2 separate regions of the Mus musculus genome follow, and region 2 is linked to region 1. The links are chromatin loops, found by intact Hi-C in ENCODE. Cell type or tissue: heart. All regions are shown on one strand. Links, peaks and the distances in the headings refer to the core of each region. The heading gives the core; the rest is flanking DNA.

Evidence for each region. Hi-C counts contacts between places; a loop is a spot of excess contacts. Peaks named below come from ENCODE experiments on the same cell type or tissue, not always from the same donor. Only the 100,000 strongest peaks of a DNase experiment are listed, where the experiment ranks them.
Region 2: a loop joins it to region 1, with 4 times the contacts of the local background. A loop is called at or near these places in 2 of 42 quality-filtered maps.

What each region holds. Positions count from the first base shown.
Region 1 is chr12:118,455,904-118,460,298 of GRCm38, forward strand. No RefSeq gene overlaps it. Among named protein-coding and RNA genes, the nearest start is that of Gm25577, 47 kb to the right of the region's middle. In heart, for the core only: a CTCF peak has its summit at 2,029 (motif pointing right); no DNase peak of the experiment used is centred there; H3K4me3 peaks cover 685 bases; H3K27me3 peaks cover 1,979 bases.
Region 2 is chr12:118,835,630-118,840,024 of GRCm38, forward strand. No RefSeq gene overlaps it. Among named protein-coding and RNA genes, the nearest start is that of Sp8, 9.4 kb to the right of the region's middle. In heart, for the core only: no CTCF peak of the experiment used is centred there; no DNase peak of the experiment used is centred there; H3K4me3 peaks cover 1,473 bases; H3K27ac peaks cover 407 bases; H3K27me3 peaks cover 3,333 bases.

The sequences.
Region 1 (4,395 bases), core at 328-4,327:
TTTGTGAGGATAAAATTATTTGGGAAAGGGGAAGCATTAAACTGTTAAATACCTTTTTATCATATAAATTGAGTTTAGCTGATTTATGATTTTTTAAACTAAATTTTCCATTTGTGAGTAAATGTAGCTGACTTTTCAAATCTCAATTAAAAAACAGAAATAAAAGAAAATCATCTTTCTCATTTTCACTTCAAAATGTTGAGACTCTGATTCATCTTCAGCTGCTCATAAGCAATGGGGGAAAGTTACATGTTTATCAGGGTTGTTTCCGGTATACACCATTTTCATGTAATTTTACTGTCTGAAAAAGAAATGGCATAATCCTATTCCCAATAAAATGTATATTGATTAAAAAAAAAAAGCCTAAAGCTTACCATATCAAAGTACTAGGGCTAATGCTGATATAATATGGGGAAAAGTCAGAGGGTGTCCCAGGCACATGCTCTGGCCAGCCTGGGATCCGGCAGTGTCTCGCCCTCCTCTGTTTGCAGTTCCCCTGAATACTGGGGTGGGCTGAAATCTCCGAACGACACCAAGTCTGTCAGTTTTCATCTGTTTCGTGGGGATTTGCATGTTAACAGCCTCCCAGGCACTGCTGTACCCACTGTTAGCTTCAGCTCAGGATTCTGGCTCTGGTCATAAATTACTTCCTCAGCACCTGTGCCCCATCTTGAGTGAACAAATCCTGTTGAGCGTGATCGAATTCATGTAGGGACTTCAAATAGCCGAAGATGGAAGATACAGGAAAAATCTAAAGGCATATTATTTTAAAACTCTTATTGTCTTTGTGAGGAAAAATCAAAATGTGCGCCGAGCGATTTATCTGGGCGAGTTTCGTGGCTGCTGGCAACGACTCTGAGAGTTCTCCACATCCCTCCTCCCTTCCTTCTTGGTGACTCTCTTAGCAAGGCCTAATATTTTGTCTCTGGATTCCTTTTTTGAATTTGAAAAGGAAACTTACAAGAAAGAGAAGTCTTCTTTTAAGACAAAGGAATTAAAGATTGCAATCAAATCACAAACTCAAGTTAATTCTGTGGCTGTAAATACTCAGCTTTAGGTTAATAAGCACCTGTGCCATCAGTATGTCTGAACAAGTTCCCGAATACAGTCTTTCAGAAACGTTTGTAACACCCAACAACTGGAAGTCAAGAACGCAACGTTTTCAATTGCTACCTAAAAGCTGGGCAGAACAAGGTATCCTAAAACAACTATGCTTTTAAAACTAATTAGCATATGCAGTGACCTTAAAATGTAAAGATGTTACTTCTGTGAGACTAATTTTCTTCCCCAACCCAATAGGAAGTAAATGGAAATACAGAACGGAAGAGTTCTTATCATAGAATTACTGCTTTTAAATTTCGTGTGCGCGCGCGCACACACACACACACACACACACACACGAATAAAATTTTGTACCCCAGTATACTATTTTATAAAGGCTTGCTGGAACTTAGTTGGAAAGTGATAAAACACAAACTAAGCCAAAGTCAGCAAAAGTCAACAGTTGTGGCGGTTTTGTTTTCTGGTCTTTCCTTCTTGGAGGTCAAGGGATGTAGCTGTGTGTGTGTGTGTGTGTGTGTGTGTGTGTGTGTGTGTGTGTTTTCAAAGGAGGTTTAGTTATAGTCTTTCATTAAAAAAAAAAAGAAAGAAAGAAAAAGAAATGTAGACTCTACCTATTTAGCATCATTGCTCACGCCATGTTTTCTGGCAGTTCCCAAATAATACGAATAGAAACAAACCCGTGTAGAGTGTCCATCGAAGGAAAAGAAGCCTCCTTACCCAATGCTTTAGGCAAGTAGAGACTGAAAGACGAGCATGTTTGTGCGTGTATCTACTTAAATACTTACCATGCTACCATTCTCTTGGAGCTTGCAGTCATATGTGCTTTCTGTGTCCAGAAAAATCAATATTCTTATAGTTTTAAACGGGATTTTTTTCTCCCACGTCAGAAATGGGACTCTTCGACCGCGGCGTTGTGGCTTCAGATCCACAGGGTTGGGGTCCGCTCCCGCGCTGCGCGTTGCCTTTTTCATCAACAGAGGGCGCTCTGCGGTTTTCCAAGGATCCCGGCTTCTCTCACGGCCGAGCTGGGCAGCGGGCGAAGCATCAGTTAGCCGCGTTTGCAGGGTTTTTCCCCCCCATACCAGGCAGAAGCTCTTTCAACTGGCTAGTGTATGATTTATTGGAAATACTACTGATCACTGAAACAACATACGTGAATGAAAGGAAACCCCATGATTTTACAAAAGTCGGGTGACCGTGACATCTAAGGCTGCTAACTAACCCCAACCGGATAGTATTGGAAATGATCATAAGCATAGAACGCAGGCTGATACAGTCTTCACCTTGGGAAGCCAGGGCGACAGCTTTATTTACATGGCCTATCCCAGTCCTGAGCGCGCGAGTGTGCCTGGTTGTGTCCTACTTTAATATATTATACTCTTTTATACCTGATACTAGACAAATGAAATACATAATTCCTCGTGAAGTAATCTGCCTAGGTCCTAATTGACACATTAGGAGAGCTCTGAGAAGCTTTTTCTCTGCTGAAGGTTAGAGAGAAGATACCAGATGCCGATGCTATTAATTTCTCAACAGTCCAAAGCACAAAATTTCAGCTGAAAACTTGAGAGAATGAAAAAAGATATATTTCAAGAAAATTAGATTTTTCTCAGAGTATTTGTCCAAGATCTACATTTTTAGATGCATAATTTATTAGATGTTTCAACACAGAGAAGTAATCATAACCAGCTAACTCGAAGATTGCCAGTTACTATCCTTCCCGGCAAAGTTTTACAAATGTCTTAAAGCCACTGTGAAAGTCAGAGCAGCAACCCTAACAGACGCCAGAATCAACATATTTGACAGAAGTGCGCACGCCATCGTAGCCCATTATTTCAAATGAGAATGTTCCATCTCAAGATCCGGAACGATACCACCAATGACAGAATAAACGGGAATGTGGAAGTCAAACAGCATGACAGCAGCTACTCAGAACTAGAAAATAAGAGCATTGTAACGTATAGGTGTGCTCCAAGGTTCTCCTCTGAGAAAATGTGCTCCTCTGAGAAAATGAGCTCCTTTCCCACAAAGGGAAAGAAATGCCAGGTTTCCTTATGTTGAATGCATGTTTGTGTAATATTGAAGATGATGAAACAAATATTTAACAGCTAGGACAGTGCATTCCCAGCTAACTCATCCCTTTATCGCTTGCTGGTTGGAAGATAAGAACCATCCTCTTTCTTTTGCAAATATGTTTGCCAGCAGCTGTTTCAACATTTATAAAGACCATTCTCACTGATTGCCAAATAACCATAAATTTATTTACGCATATTTTTGAGTTGGAGGCATAAAAATAATTACATGTCTGATTAAATCCACTTATGCCTTCGTGTCTTACTAAATCTATAATAGATATGAATCGTTACAATACACTGCATCTAAGTGCATAAATAATGCCATACACATGCAGAATCCAGCTTTGCTGCAGCAGAAGGCAGGCAGTCGTGTACATATACGTAGTTGGGCTGGATTATGAATATTGGTGTGGATTCTGTAACGTAGGACATTAGTCAGAAAGCTGAAATGTTCTTATTAATCATTAGTTTAATTTCTTAAAATATATTAAGTTTTTATTTTATATAAATAAGCATGTCGTAAGAAAGATGGACTAGAAACTCCATGCTTTTAAATGTGCACGTATGGAAAATCATATATTTACTTCCAAGTTGAACTGAATTCTTTCAGATGTGAGTTTCTCTTATTCACAGCCCACCCCCTTCCCACCCTCTTCTCATCATTCTGTCCACCTCCACCCTCCACCTCTGCCACTGTGAACCAAGGTAATTTAAATGATTATAGTATTTTGTAGAAGGTTTTAAGGGATGTTCAAAGTTAAGAATCACGATGCTTAGCAATACTGGTTTGATTCTACTCTTCAGTCCCTGTATTGGACCTGAAATTTTGCTTTCTTTTGATTGAGACTCAGCTTATAATAACTTTAATCACATAATATTTAACCGTATTTGTTATAACACAACACTTGTTAACACTTCATTTTGAGTGTTCCAGCATTATTAATTCATTTGGTATTCATTGCAATAACGTAGATAGTAATGAACTCATCTGGTATTCATGTGGATGCCAGCAGTACTTCCATAGGAATTCTATTGCATTTCAGTATTAATTAAATGTGCTTCCTAATTTTCTTAGGAAAATAGGAATATTATGTATTTCCTAGGTCTGTCTCTTCCAAAGTCATATACTCAAGGCCAATTATGAAGTCATACATATGGTTATTTGTATTTATATTCATGAACATATTTCATATTCAAACAGATAACAAACTAAGATAAATGTCTAGGTTTTTTTTTCTCCCTCTTGTATCACTAAATA
Region 2 (4,395 bases), core at 67-4,066, 380 kb after region 1:
TTAATTACATTCACTTTACATACATAGATTATTTCTCAAAAAAAGAGAACATTTCAAATCTAAAATTGTGGATTTTTAAAGGTTTGTTTAAATCACTACTGTTTACTAGCTTTGCTGCTTTAAAATCTTTTAGATCCTCAATATAATACAACATAATGCAATAAAAATGTGCAAGGCATAGGATTGAGAGGAGAAAAAGAGTAGAGAGAGAGGAAAAAAAAAAAGCCAGAGATTGTCAGTAAATAAAAAGGGAAATCAGGGCCTTATGGGTCATGCCTGCAATCCCAACCATTTTGGAGGCTGAGGCAGGAGGGTTGTGGCAAGTTTAAGGCCAGGCTGGACTAAGGAGACCAAAGGAAAATAAAAGTTACTTTTCTCTGAATCTATGTGTAGGTGCTGAGACTCAAAACTCTGATTCTGATCTTTAAGTGGGTAGTGGCACTCTGGGCTGAGGCCTCGGTCTTTACTGAAGGAGAATGAAGATTATCTCCAGGCTTTGGTCAGACTCAGAGTTTCCACAAGGGAAATGCAGTCGGTGTGCCTGAAGTTCACCTACAGGAGTGTTAACCTCCTGTGGCTTGGGGTCCTGTCCTCTACGGTGAAGGGTAGTGGAGAATGAACAGCAGTACTGTTCTTATCAGTGCGGTGCCTGGATCAGCAGCATTGGGCGTGAGCACTTGGTGGAAATATACAATACACAGGTATAGCCACAAAACTTAAACTGACCCTCAGGATTTGGCCCAGAAACCTGCCAGGTAATTGGAATAGCTCGGCGGGTGATGCTGATACAGAATTCCGGACATAAGAATCAGCACCTCACTTTTCAAAAGAAGCCAAGATCCGTGAGGGAGCTTTGGCCACAGTGGGCTTAGCTATTGCCCAGGCAGGGAAAGTCCGCTACAATCTGACCCGGCGGCGACCCCGCGCTCGCACCCGCCTCCAGGACATCGCTCAGAGCAGGTGTCAGGTGGGCGGCCCGGGGAGCGACGGGCCCCTCCCGCGGCCGCGCGTGCCAGCCTCAGCCCCCTCCCGCCCCTCCAGCCCCTTTGTCCGCCCCGAGGGCGGCCCCTTCCCGCCCGCAGGGTGTGCAAGCTCTCCGGGGGAGGGCGCGGAGGAGGGTCGGGGAGGAGCTGGGAGGATCAGGGCGGGCAGCTAAGCTTAGGGGTGGGAGCCGCAGCGCACCCGCAGAGGAGCCGCTCGGTGACCCGCGCTGCAACCCGTGCGCAGCCGCCGTCCCGGGGCGCGCTGGTGACTCCCCTTTGGCGAGAGCAGACACGGCCCTCAGCCCCGGAGCCTGAGGCTACCGTGTCTGTACAGCAAGGCGGGGGAGCTCGGCTAAGCGGATGGGAGGGCCGAGGGAGGGCCGGGGCGGGGCCCGGCCCGCAACAAGCAACCCGGGGCGTGCTCCTTCTTCTTCAGAGAAGTCGGACCTTGGTCCGGGACGCGTGCGCTCCCAGGCTGGAGAAAAGGAATTGGGGAAGGCGGGTCGGCAGGAAAGAGAGCACTACTGAGGACCTGAATATTCGGGGAGCAGCCCTAAAGCCGAGAATCCCGACGCCTTCTCTCTGCCCCTCAGTCTGGAGCTGTCATACTTTCCTATGACTGCTTCACCGTCAGCAGTGACTTTCTCAAGCGACTGGTGGGAAAAGTGGCCCTCCATTCACTTTCACTCCACCCCTAAAACCAGCAATACTGCTGAAGCTGACTGCCCTTCTGAGATGCTGGGAGAGGCTGGGCGGTTGCCTCCAACAGTGGAGGAGACCCCTGGAGCCTGTCCATTCCCCATCTCTCCTTCTTAGAATCTTCCAGTATCTTAGGCATAACACAGAAACGGCCAGCCAGGTGAATCGGTATATCAAAAACGGCCGAGTTTTCATGAAAGCAGGGGCCAATTTGAAGCACTAGAACAATTAAATGCAGAAACCGCAGCTCTGGGTGATTCTCTGCGTGCGGGCATCCTCAGTGGGCCCTGCCCTGAGAGGGGCGAGAACGAAGTTCAAGTCCCTCTGAAGCTGAGCTCTGAACTGGGGCGTAACAGGCACCTTCAAAGTCAGCACTGGGTTGTAATTTCTCTTCAGACTTCACACCCTACAATTTCTCCCACCCATTATTAACCATTTTGGGGTTTCTCTTCCTAAATCTTGCCTGAGGAAGCTAAGGGGAAGGAAATTCTGCTCATCGTCGCTTAAGAAAAAGTGTATGTTTGACTCGTTTGGCAATTTACCCAATAAAATTATTTATGAATATCAAAAGTATATAGTGAAGTTTTAAACACTATGTGCTAATAAACAATTTGTTATATTTTATAATGTTGATTAAAACACGAAATGAATTAACATGATCGATAGCCCAATGTCAGTCAGTAAAATAACACTAGTGCGGTTTTTAACTTAAAAACTTGCAAATTTTAGTTAGTTGTGGGCTCTTGGCTTGCTTTTCCCCCTTGTTCTTAAGGATCCACCTGGTGAGTTCTAGCAATCACTTCACTTTCTTCTTAACCAAACCAAAGGATGTGGGTCAGTTACTGTCCATATTTCAAGTATACAGGCAAAGAAAGTATCACACTGGTAACCTCTTTCTGGTTGATGACAACCGATTTTTCCCTACAGCACCAAGGGGTGGGGGCGGGGGATATATTCAGGTTGGAATACCACCAAAGCACCATCTACAGAAAAACTCTGTCCTTAATAGCTGTCCCTTTGAAAGTAATGGACACTCCATTTGAGGGCTGTAAATACCAAGTGTGGACAGTGTAGTTGTGGGTCTGTTTTACAAATGTTTGCTTTCTTCAGTGTTGATCAAAGACCAATGTGTTTGCCTTATGAGGCTGCCTTGGATAGTGTTTTTAGAGCAATTACAGACACGACAATAATCAATTCAGCTTCTTTTACCTTATGGATTCTCCTCCTCCAAAAAGCCAGGGAGGAGTTTTGAATAGAATGATTCATTTCAATAAGGACAAAGGAGACAGAAGGAGGAATGACACTGGCTGTGGCCGGTTAAGTGCAGGCATTGCTTAGAAGAAAAGTTTGATCCTGCCTCCCTCTGCAATTCTGGGTCTTATTTTGAATTAAAATGGGGCAGACTCCTTTGGTGGACAGCAGGGTTCTTCTTATTTGAGACAGAACCTTCTTGGCTAATATTGAGGTAGTACATGATTTGAAGTGTTTGAAGGAAACAAAGCTTCGTAGCATAATTCAAATTGGAATGATAGGTTGAAAACGTTTTAAGATTACCAACATTCATTACTTTTCTAATTGATAAACAAGAACAAAGACTGAATGTCTTCTTTAAAAGTAACTACTGCTGAATACAGGCATGGTTCTTATCAAGAAAAAAAAATACCCTGCTCTTTCTAGATGGGAGGGGTTTCTTCTGGGGAACTTGACTCTAATGATGTGGAATCTAATGCCCTTGAACCCAGGGTTAGGGGTGTTACTTTATATGTGGATTAAAGGGAAAAAATCTTAATATTCTTTAAAGTGAAAGAGATTGATTCAAAATGTATAAACCCTACTGCCTGCCCCCCCCCCACCTTCGCCCACTAATTCAAAATTCAGGTGGGAAAGAATGTAAAGTGATGAATGCCTCTCTTAAGACAGTGACTGCATATAGACCTGACACCAAAGGACAAGAGTGATGGAGAGAATCACTTGGATCCCTCCAGTTTCCCTCTAGATCTCTTTCAGGAGCAAAACTGTTGTTTACTTAGGAGGAGAATATTTCTAAGTGCTGCAGAACTTACTAAAATTCAAGACTTAAGAGATTCTTAGAGAATGACTTGTACCAGGAGTTCCATAAAGAGATGAGCTGAGATGGGGGAAGGGAACGCCCATCCTAGTTGGAGCAGAACTCTTGGAACAGGACTCAGGGAAAAAGATCACTGTGAGGTGCGCAGCAAAGCTGCTGTTTTAGGCATGTATGACCAACACAAATGCCCAGTTCTCCTCGATGGTCTAATTTGACTCAAATGTGAGACTTACCTAGTCAATGAAGCAAAAGGTGGGTGGGCTCCTAATTCCTTTCACTTAAGGCTTCTGAAAGGCCTTCAGTTAGAAGCAACTCTCTTCCTCTTTCTCTCTCCCTTCCTCCCCCTCCCTGGAGGTGGGGGTGTTTCGAAGATGCTGGCAGACAAACTCTTCCTAAATTACTTTTGAAGTCGTGTTATTTTTAATGTACAAACCTAGTAAATTTCAAAGAGTTTAATGGTGTTTTCAGACAGTTGCACTATCAACTTTACTCCAAAATTAGGTTTTCATTTTCCTTTTGATTTATTTAACTGAGAAACATGGGGTCCTTAGGTACGAAACACTAAGAGAAACAAACTAGATTTGAGACCTGATGAAGGTAGATTTTAGTAAAAAGTCCAAGAGAAGCCACAATTAAACACATTAA